2 separate regions of the Mus musculus genome follow, and region 2 is linked to region 1. Evidence: chromatin contacts called from ENCODE POLR2A ChIA-PET data. All regions are on one chromosome and are shown on one strand. The core of a region is the stretch at or near the end of the contact, and the rest is flanking DNA. Distances in the headings are between cores, read along the strand shown. Region 1 holds the start of Rfx7 (regulatory factor X, 7). Region 2 has its middle 4.3 kb from the start of Gm23057.

Region 1 (5,257 bases), core at 1,701-4,200:
TTTTTATGTAGTTACTTGATGAATAATATGAATCCGTTCTTGTGGAGGAGTTACAAGTCTATATTAAATATGGCCACTAATGTTTATTATCCACTATGGTTGTTTATTCTAAAGTTTTAAATATAAAAGAAAAAAATAATTTCTGCAAACAGAATTACTAAAGTTGGAAATGAAATGCTAGTATGTCAGTACAATCTGAAGGCAGAGAGCAGCACATTTTGATATGAAGGTGTGTATTTGCACTGAGCTCCACTCTCTCTACTTCAGGATTTTTTTCATGTGCAAGTCTGCACATTTAAGTTGTCACAGATGTGTAAATACCATTACCACTGAAGGAATTAAATGATGAGTTCATAAAAATAAATAAGTAAAAAGGCACTCCACAATCATCATTATGCAAACATTATCCTTGGTATTCTATATAACTACTCTTTCTGTGAAATTATACAGTAAAATTTCTTCTCTTTTATTGTTTTCACAATAAAACAGACTTACTAATTCAACCGTTAAGATTTACCTTTCTTAAAAGATTTGGGTCCTGGAACTGAGATGTCCCTCATTTGAGTGTTAAAAAGAGTGAACTGCTTACTTCAATTCAATGATGATGTCAGGGACCCTAAGTTACATTATGCAGAGATAAACAAAACATCTGGCTTTGTGGAACCCAACACAGTAAGCACAAAATTAATTATATCTTTAAATTACAGATTTTAAAACAGGAAAAAGGTATGCATTGAATGAAAGTATTGCTCGTCTCCCCATCTCCATAAACACAACACACACACACACACACACACACACACACACGAGTGCATAAAATTATCTCACATATCTGACTTACTGAAGTTGCCACATAACTATTGTCAAAGCCTTAAAAAAATCCTTTTAAAATAATCGTTTCATATTAAAATTAAAAATAAAACCAAGACATTCAACTGTCAACTGTACAGTATTAACTAGAAAAGCCTGCACTGACCCACTTCCTATTAGCATCATGACATGGAAGCATGCTAAGAAAACAATGAAAATTACTATATAACAACTTTTAATTTTGTATTTAAAATTGGCCACTGTCTTGAAATGTTCAAATGCTATACATTCAATGCCAGTTGCTTTATGATACATTTGTTTTCAAATTGCAAGTTTTGTTATTTTAGTAGTCATAGTCAATGGTGAACCTGCTAGATTCATGCTCAAAAGAAATCAAGGCTATTTTTTTCACATCATACTTAATTCTATTTTAAAATTGCTATTAAAAGCAATCTTAGACCAAATTCCATATATTCCTTTCCATTTTAAAAATAGTGCTATGCTTTAAAAAAAGGTCAGTTAATAAAGAATCCTACAAAACAAGCCAAGTTCACATTTAAAGAACACTTGCAATGGTTCTGATAGAAGATGGACTTGACTCTGTGTATATATATTAATATTGTTATCAGTCTCTAAGAGTTCAATTAGCATTGAAATATCCCAAATTCCCATACAAGAAAATACAGGACTAGTGTTCCATCTAGACTCTTTTTAATAATTACACAAAATAGCAAGAGCTTTTTTACATTTAAAAAAATTTCACTTTACCTTGTAAATTTCTACGTTAAAATAAAATACTTTGTGCAAAAGAAGCATTTCCTTTACAGTCAATACAAAGAATAAATTCCCTAGAAGGGAAATTAAGTGCGAGAATAAAGGAGGCAAAACCATCCAGAAAAAGCAGCTAATCCAATTGAATGAAAAAGACATGTTAGGTTTTTGTGCTGCATATTAATGCAATGTCTTGTTTGGTCAAAATTCACAATACACTTCTTGCTCCTCCTATGACTACAAAAGGAGTCAACACATTTTTTACATTACAAGTTTCCAATTCATGCCACTATCATGCAATGACTTAATCTTGACCCATATTTCCCTTACTGTATATGGAAAAATGCACAAATAACTTGTTTATCTGCTTACAATTGAGAAGAGGGAAGCATGGTGTGTGTGTGTGTGTGTGTGTGTGTGTGTGTGTGTGTGTGTGTGTGTCTAAGGAGACCAGGGGTGGGTGCAACCTTCCCCCGTCCAGAGGTGGCACAGCCATGCACCCGGCTCTGGAAACCCACCTTCAATGAATGCATTAGCCTCCCCTTCGGATGCCGCCGCCGCCCCCCATCCCCTTTGCAGCAGCAATGTGCCTAGGCTGTTCTACCCCAGCGATGGAGGATCCTCTTACCAGATGGAGTTCTTGATCTTGTGTTGCAGAGCGTTGGCCTCTGTCCCTGGCAGCCCGGGCACAAGGGCTGGCAGAGCCACCCCGGGGTTGGGGGCGCTGAGGGGAAGCTGCTGAGGGGCATCGAGCTGCTGTGGTGGCGGCTGTTGTTGTTCCTCTGCCATCGCTGCTGGAGGGGAGGGAGGGAAGATGGGGGCGCGGGGAAGGGTGAGGGAAGAGACGCGGAGGGGAGGACGACGAGGGGAGGAGGAGGGGGAGGGGAGGAAGAGGAGGAGGAGGGGGAGGAAGAGGAGGAAGGAAGGAAGCTGGATAAGCTAGGCCTATACCCCAGGGCTCGAGTGAGTCGCTTTCTCCGGCCGCCTGAGGGACATCCCCGGGGAGACCGCGCGGCTCCTCGCGGCTCTCGTCACGGTTCCTCTCCCGGTTCTCCTCGCGGTTCTCGTCACGGTTCCTCTCCCGGTTCTCCTTACGGCCCCGCGCGTCACCGCGGCAGAGGCATGGCGGCGCCCCTCAGCCCCCCGTCAGCGGCCGGGGCTGGGGGGCGTCTGAAGAACGAGGTCCGTGGTCGGGCGCCCCCTCGGCCCCAAAATCCAACCCGACGGGTCTCTCGGGGGGCCTGCCTCCCCGGCCGCCCTCCCCCGGGGGCCTGGCGCCTCCGAGCTCCCCCACGCCGCTCGCTCCCTCGCTCGCTCCCGGCCCCGCCGCCGCCGCGGCCACTGCTGCCCTGCCAGCCCGGAGCAGCCCAGCGCGCGCAGCCGCACTGCGGCCCGGCGCAGACGGCACAACACCTACCGCGCGGCCGGGGGGCGTGGACGCGCGTGTGCGGGCGCGGCGCGGGGGCCGCAGGGGGGCGCGGAGCGCGCGGGGCGGAGCGGAGCGGCTACGGGCCGCGGGCCCAGGAAGCCGCGGCGGGGGCCCCGAGGGAGCGGTCGGGTGGCTGCGGCGGCCGAGGGGGTTGGGGGGGCGTGTTGGGGGCGGGGAGCGGGCTCGCGTGACGGCGGCAGGGAGTGGACCTGTGCCACCGTGCGGCGTGGAAGGGAGAATTGATCGCTTCCTAGTGTGTAAGGTGAAACGAATCTACACGCCCTCCCGCCCCCACTACACGCTCGCGAGCGTTTCCCCTCTACTAGTCAGGACTGCTTCCTCTCTCAGCCACCGGACTGAGCTGGAGCAGGTGAGAGCTTTTCGACGAGCTAGCGCAGCGAGCCTACTCGGTCTGGTCGGAAAATGGCAAGTGGCAAGCTGGTGGAAGTGCTCCTCGGTCGGGCATTCAAAGCCCTCCAAATCTGGCCCCACTTTAGCCGTCCAATCACAGCCGCCTCCATCCCCCCTGCAAGAACTCCCAGCTCCAATCAGTGAAGTCTCCATGCCATCCTCAGCGCGCAGCAGATTCATTCTTCCTTGGTGCCTTTGCCCATGCTGTTCCCCACCCCACCCCCTATGCCAGGAGTGCCCTCCCTGCTCTACACTCCCAATTCAGCCCAGGCTCGGAGACACACAGCTCAAGTCGCGGCTTGTCAGGGTCCCTGGCAGCCAAGGCCCCTCCTGTTTCTCAAAAGGAACACATGTAATACAACATGGAGGCGCGAGCTTCAGCCAAGAGCTCTTCCTTCGCAGCCATCTAAACTCACCCCAGCCAGAGACTGCCCACCATTTCGCCCCCTTCCCATTCATAGACAGCTTTGCTGGCTGAGAGTGAGACTCCCTGCCTCCAACAAATCATTCCTCTTAGAAGAGCAGAAGAATTAGCTTTTCTAGGTGGGGCTGGTCAGGAAGGCTAAGCGCCTGGGTGTAGAAGACAGCAGCCAAAGCCTCTGGCACCAGATGGAACAGCTGCACAGCTCGCACTGACCTTTCTCAGTGCCTGTGGCTGTAATGAGCCTCCCAGCCCGTAACTTCTCTGACAGTGTTTCTATCAGACTTGGCCCTGTCAGATTTTCTGGCCACTTTCCTGGATGGACTTTGAGCTAGGAGGCCCTGCCACCTTTCAGACTTCTAGTGGGTGGTGAATCTGATTGGCTTGGATTGCGTGGTCTTTTGAGTGCTCTGTTCCCTGCCTTGGCCTGAAACTCTCTTGCTTTGTCCATGTGGCCTCAGGCCTGGTTCATACAGACTGGAAGCCCATACTCTGAATGTTTGCACCTGGATGGGTGGAGGCAAGGACACCCTTGCAAAATACAGTTTCCTCCTGAGGATCCAGACTGTGTTCCAGAATGCATATTTATAATTCTGTATTCACGGGGAAGATGATATAAAAAGACAATGGGAAAAGTGGCCCAGACCCCTTTTTCTAATTTTTTTTTTTTAAACCCGAAGAGTGATGGCCTCACATTGCCACATTCGGGGAGGGGGGGGAGGGGGAGAATCAACAAAGAAAGGTAACTAGGACCTGCTAAAGACCTTAAGAAAAGGAAGTTGAGAACCGAGATGTCTTTAAAATAACTTCACTACCGGTGTCACACAGGCTGGCTTCCCGAGTGCAACTTTTCAGTTTTTAATAGGTTCCATAAAGAGCCACGCATCCCACAGTCACCGCTAGAGGGCTCAGCAGAGTTACAGCCCCGATTTGCCCTCTAGCGGCGATTCTGAACAGAGTGCGTTTACGGCGACTTAGGGCCTTGGGGACTGGCAGCATGGCAGTTGGAGCAGACATCTGGAAGCATTAGGTTCAACCAGCCATGAGAGGGTTTTCATATAGCGACAGACTGAAGACATCCTCTTGCCAGAATGAGACACCCTTTCAGGAAAAGAAAGATCATTGCTCACACTTAACATCTGAGAGGTAAATTTGGGCTTTGTTACAGTTTTCATAGGAGACTGAATTTAAATAAACTATGCTTTAAAGAAACTTGAAAAAAAAAAAAGTGGTAAAGTTACCTTAAACCTTGGGTAGGGATTCAGGGCAAACCCAGAGAGTAAAGGCCAACTTAGAATCATGGTGGCTCATTTTCTCAGTTTCAGTTCACCCCCATGGGAGTGAATAGAAAACATTTTAGTGAATATGAATTTTTAAGATAGCATTGGTTATGAGCAGATCCCAGTCACGGAAAG
Region 2 (5,257 bases), core at 1,819-4,318, 97 kb before region 1:
GTGCTACACTGTACATGTGGAAGTCACAGAACTCCTTGGGGGGAGTCAGTTCTCTTCTTTCACTGTGTTGGTGGGAAGATTCAAATTCAGGTCATCAGGCTTAGTGGCAAGTGTCTCTCCTTGCTCAACCATCTTGCTGGCCAGTGAGGCCATACACTCAGGAACAGGATAGAATAAGAAAGAGTTCTGATTTTCAGTCCAACCAGCTCTATGTTGGAAGTATTTACTTTAAATTCTCCTCCTCCTCCTCCTCCTCTTCCTCTTCTTCTTCCTCCTCCTCCTCCTCCTCCTCCTTCTTCTTCTTCTTCTTCTTTTGGTTTTTCGAGACAGGGTTTCTCTGTATAGCCCTGGATGTCCTGGAATTCACTTTGTAGACCAGGCTGGCCTCGAACTCAGAAATCCATCTACCTCTGCCTCCCAAGTGCTGGGATTAAAGGCATGAGACACCATGCTCGGCTACTTTAAATTCTTCTTGAAAACTGCATTTCTCCTTCCTTGATTCATGTGTCCTTCCAATATTTTATCATAGGCAGCTAAGAAGACGCAAATTAGTCATCACTCAACTTGAAAATTTCCTTTGACTAGATCCACAAGTTCATCATGTTACTGTAAGTATCAGCTTTATTCATTACTCTACAACCTTTGTTGTTGTTGTTGGTTTGTTTTTTGAGGCAGAGTTTCTCTGAGTAGACCTGGCTCTCCTGGAACTCACTCTGTAGACCAGGCTGGCCTTAAACTCACAGAGATCTGTCTGCTTCTGCCTCCCAAATGCTGGGATTAAAAGTGGGTGCCACCATGCCTGGTTTTCATTCTACTATCTTAAAGCATAAATGGACATCTTTTCTGTCTACAAGAACAATTTCCTTACTGGCTCCCTGACATGTAGGTATCAAATCATCTGTAACCACCACCCCCCACTTCAGATACTAATTTAGTTTTAGTAATCTACTGACATGTAAAAACCTACCTCAGGGGGCTGGTGAGATGGCTCAGTGGGTAAGAGCACCCGACTGCTCTTCCGAAGGTCCAGAGTTCAAATCCCAGCAACCACATGGTGGCTCACAGCCATCTGTAACAAGATCTGACTCCCTCTTCTGGAGTGTCTGAAGACAGCTACAGTGTACTTACATATAATAAATAAATAAATCTTAAAAAAAAAAAACCAAAAAAAAAAAACCTACCTCAGATGAGTTGTCATTTCCTGAATGTTGTGGGGTTATTGAAATAATAGCTGCAGCCAGGCAGTGGTGGAGCACGCCTTTAATACAAGATACACATTTTTTAAAGGTACCGAATGAAATGTTACCCTACTTTTCAGTTACTGCCACATTGCTATTTTTTTAAAGATTTATTTGTTATATGTAAGTACACTGTAGCTATCTTCAGAAACTCATTACGAATGATTGTGAGCCACCATGTGTTTGCAGGGATTTGAACTCAGGACCTTCAGAAGAACAGTTGGTGCTCTAACCACTGAGCCATCTCTCCAGCCTGCCACATTGCTATTTTGTTGTTCTTTTGTTTTAAAACTGGGACTTATGTTTCACAGACTAGCCTTATACTAGCTTTGTAGCCAAGGATGACTTTGAATTTCTCATTCTTTTATTTCCAACCCCCAAGGTATACATCACCAGGACAATGCAAGGGTTATGCAGTGCTAGGGATGGAACCCATGGCCTTGTGCATATGAAGCAAGTGCTACAAAATAACCTACATTCCCAGGCCACTTTTTTCTTTTTTGATATGATAATCTGCTAATCGATTTTCTAATTAATTTTTCCTTTCCTTACAAAAACGAGTTCAGTTTGCCTATGTTACTTATTGATAGGTATTCCCAGAACTTCAAATAAGGTGTGAATCCATGTAAAGAAATGTATACATATGTATAGAGACTGTGGAGATGGATCAGAGGCTAAAGTGCTTGCTATGTAAACATGAGGATCTGGATTCAGCTCTTGCAACCATGTAATCAGGGGATGAACATATCATACACACACACATAACTATCTCATTGTTTAAACAACTGCTGACTACTACAGGCTGTGAGTAAATGATTAAAGTGTTAAAAGAATGGCTGTAACACTGACTAGAGCTTGTGGATATATCTGAGCTTTGTTCCAATAATCTGGAGCACATAGTCAGATGTGTTAAACTGGGAGTGTAATGAGGTTATGAGTTCATAACTATTAAGCTGACTTAAGGCTACATGAAGGTTCTCTATTCTTTTAGTTTTAATATTCATCTGAATCTTCCATGTATAAAAACTGTAATGTTGCTACAACTGTGAATTAGTTTATATATTATTCCTACAGCTCCTAGTTATTTTAGGGCAGTGGTTCTCAAACTATGCACGACCCCTTGGGGTCAAATGACCCTTTCATATAAGTTGTTTAAGACCATAAGAAAACATATTTACAGCCGGGAGTGGTGGCAAATGCCTTTAATTCCAGTACTTGGGAGGCAGAGGCAGGCAGATTTCTGAGTTTGAAGCCAGCCTGGTCTACAAAGTGAATTCCAGGATAGCCAGGGCTGCACAGAGAAACCCCATCTCAAAAAAACCAAACCAAAAAACCAAACCAAACCAAAAAAATCCAAAAAAACCCCAACATATCTACATTACAATTTATAGCAGTAGCAAAATTACAGTAAAGAAGACTTGTACAATGGTGGATAATGATTAACTAATGACTTCTATTTCTTGTTTTGTTTTGTTTTGAAGACAGGGTTTCTCTGTGCAGCCCTGGCTGTCCTGGAGCTCTCTCTGTAGAGCAGGGTGGCTTCAAACTTAGTGATCTGACTCCTCTGCCTTCAGAGTGTTTTAGTTAGACATGTGCCATAGGCTCAGCTAACTAATTTTTAACTATTTCTGTCAACATATGAGCAGGTCTTCCTCTTTTTCTTTTCTTGTTTTTCTCCTTTTCCATTAGGGAATACAGAAATGTCTTGCATGGCCAAGGTGACCTTAGCTTCTTGCTCAAAGCTGAGAACACCAGACAGTTCAATGCATCACGTTTCTTCCCGGATTTAGGCAAAATGCCAGTGCTTACAGCTGTGCCTGCACTTCATAGCCACTCCCCTGAGCTATAATTAGTAGTCAGAGAAATCAACAGGAGGCAGAGAGAATATGTTCTCAGAACTAAATGGAAATCAATTAGGAAATGGCTTGCTTTAAAGCCAAAGTTCCAGGAACATTTCAAGTGATGTCTGCTATTGTAGATGTGAGAGGTAAGCAGATATTTGAGTCTAGTGAATGGCAAGAATATAAAAGAACTTCTTAGCTACCTTCAACTGTCTCCTTTTCATCAATGTACTGGCCTTTTATTCGATTTACTTACCTGTCCAAACACCATTTCTCCACTGAAGAGAGGAACTAGTCCATTCTTTTAGACATTACCAGGTTTCAAAGCACCAGGATCACTAAGTACTAAGCTAAGCACTTGTAGAACATTTCACAGAGAGTCAAACTTAGAAGGAGTTTTGTAGTCAGAGCCTCAGGAGAACCTGGGCTCCCTGAGGTGGGAAGGGGGTTACTAAGAATCGGAAGGAAAGAGTTTCTTACTTTGTGAGTCCGTGCAAAGCCTCACATTTGGAGTGAGTTAACTGGATTCTGCACAGTGCTCAGAAACGGTTAGTCTCATTTCCTCTGACTTTCTATCCCCAAGACCACCTATCCGGAGAAGACAGAAGGCAGGAGCTGGCCTGACTGTTAAAGTCAAGCACAGGCCTAAATTGAGTCTTCCTGGAAAAATTAGAGCACTTATAAAAAAAAATTAACAATAGATAGGACAAATTCACAGTTGCGACTGCATGATGTGGACTCAGTCATCAAATTAAAAACACAAAATAAAACACTCAAATTTCTTTCAGTTTGAAGATCTTCTCAGACTTATATGGTAAAATGGTAGCTTAATCAAAGATTAGCTTAATGCAAATATTTAGCCTCCTCCCCAAAATACCATATGGTTATTGTCGTATCAGTTAAAAAATTCTGTTAAAAGCAGTAAGGGTGACCATCTGCTGAGGCTGGCAAACAAAGGAACATATTTAAAATGCAGACACATCCACATTCTCCTGCTGATCATCCACAGGCATCCTGGATGATTTGTTTAGGCTGGAGATCCTAGGCAATGCTCATTCTACTTAGTATTACAGAGAACAATCTTTTAGCTTAATACTCTTTCCACCAATACTCCTCCACAGTCTCATTTTTCTATTGTTGTGACAAAGCACCAGGACCAAGGAACTTATGAAAGAAAGCATTTAATTTGGGGTTTACTGTTATGACCATCATGTCATGGAGCATGGCAGCAGGCAGGCACAGTGCTGGAGAAATCTAAGAGCGGTTACATCAGGTCCACAAGCACAAGGGGGAGGGAGAAAGAAGGGAGGGAGGGAGGGGGAGAGAGGAAGAGAGTGAGGAGGGAGGGAGAGGGAGGGAAGGAGGGAAAAAAGGAGAGAGAGAAAGAACAAGTGGTGGTTTGAATATGTCCCCCATTTTGTGAGTGCTAACAGGGAATGTCATGGACTTTTGAAACCCCAGAGCCTAACTCTAGCAATTCATCTCCACCAGCAAGACTACACCTCCTAATCCTTCCCAAAAAGTTGTAACAACTGTGGTTCAAAATATATGAGCGTATGGGGGACATATTCACACTACCACCCTCTCCCTTTCTCCCCGTGTGCTTTTGCAAGTTTACATGCATCATTTGGTCAGAGGCTAGAAAGCTATGTTGGATCCTCTGAAACTGGGGTTACAATATTTGTAAGCCATTATGTAGGTGCTGGGACCTATACCCAGGTCACCTGTAAAAGCAGTATTCAGTCTTAACTACTGAGTCCCCTCTCCAGCCTCCTTTGTGCCCGTGTTATAGGAGTTATTAGTTACTAGGCCTGTGTTTTGACGTGGCACATACCTTTAACCCCAGTACTTGGGGGCCAGAGGTAGGCAGATTTCTGCAAGTTTGAGACCTAGCCAAGTATCTCGAACTTCTGATACTCCTGCCTTACTTTTTTTTTTTTTTTTCTTTTTTTTTAGTTTTTCGAGACAGGGTTTCTCTGTATAGCCCTGGCTGTCCTGGAACTTACTTTGTAGACCAGGCTGGCCTCGAACTCAGAAATCTGCCTGCCTCTGCCTCCCAAATGCTGGGATTAAAGGCGTGTGCCACCACGCCTGGCTCTGCCTCTTTTTAAGTGCTGGGAGTATAGGTGTGTACCATCATACAGTTTAGCTCCAACCCATTTCCAGACTCAAAGTTTT

What was found. ChIA-PET counts read pairs that join two places held with the same protein, here RNA polymerase II (POLR2A).
Region 2: POLR2A ChIA-PET joins it to region 1 with 12 read pairs in Patski. The contact joins the enhancer-like site here to the promoter of Rfx7 in region 1. POLR2A ChIA-PET finds 5 or more read pairs at or near these places in 4 of 5 experiments (Patski and embryonic stem cell).

The regions. Positions count from the first base shown.
Region 1 is chr9:72,529,933-72,535,189 of GRCm38, reverse strand. Rfx7 (regulatory factor X, 7) reads right to left here and starts at 2,950. Exons shown (of 9, transcript NM_001033536.1): 1 at 2,210-2,950. The coding sequence starts at 2,370. 4930509E16Rik (RIKEN cDNA 4930509E16 gene) reads left to right here and starts at 3,332. Exons shown (of 3, transcript NR_045735.1): 1 at 3,332-3,380.
Region 2 is chr9:72,626,567-72,631,823 of GRCm38, reverse strand. No RefSeq gene overlaps it. Among named protein-coding and RNA genes, the nearest start is that of Gm23057, 4.3 kb to the left of the region's middle. Within about 2 kb of position 3,068, at least 1 of the 3 ENCODE cell types and tissues checked has a DNase peak (open chromatin) inside an H3K27ac peak, as active enhancers do.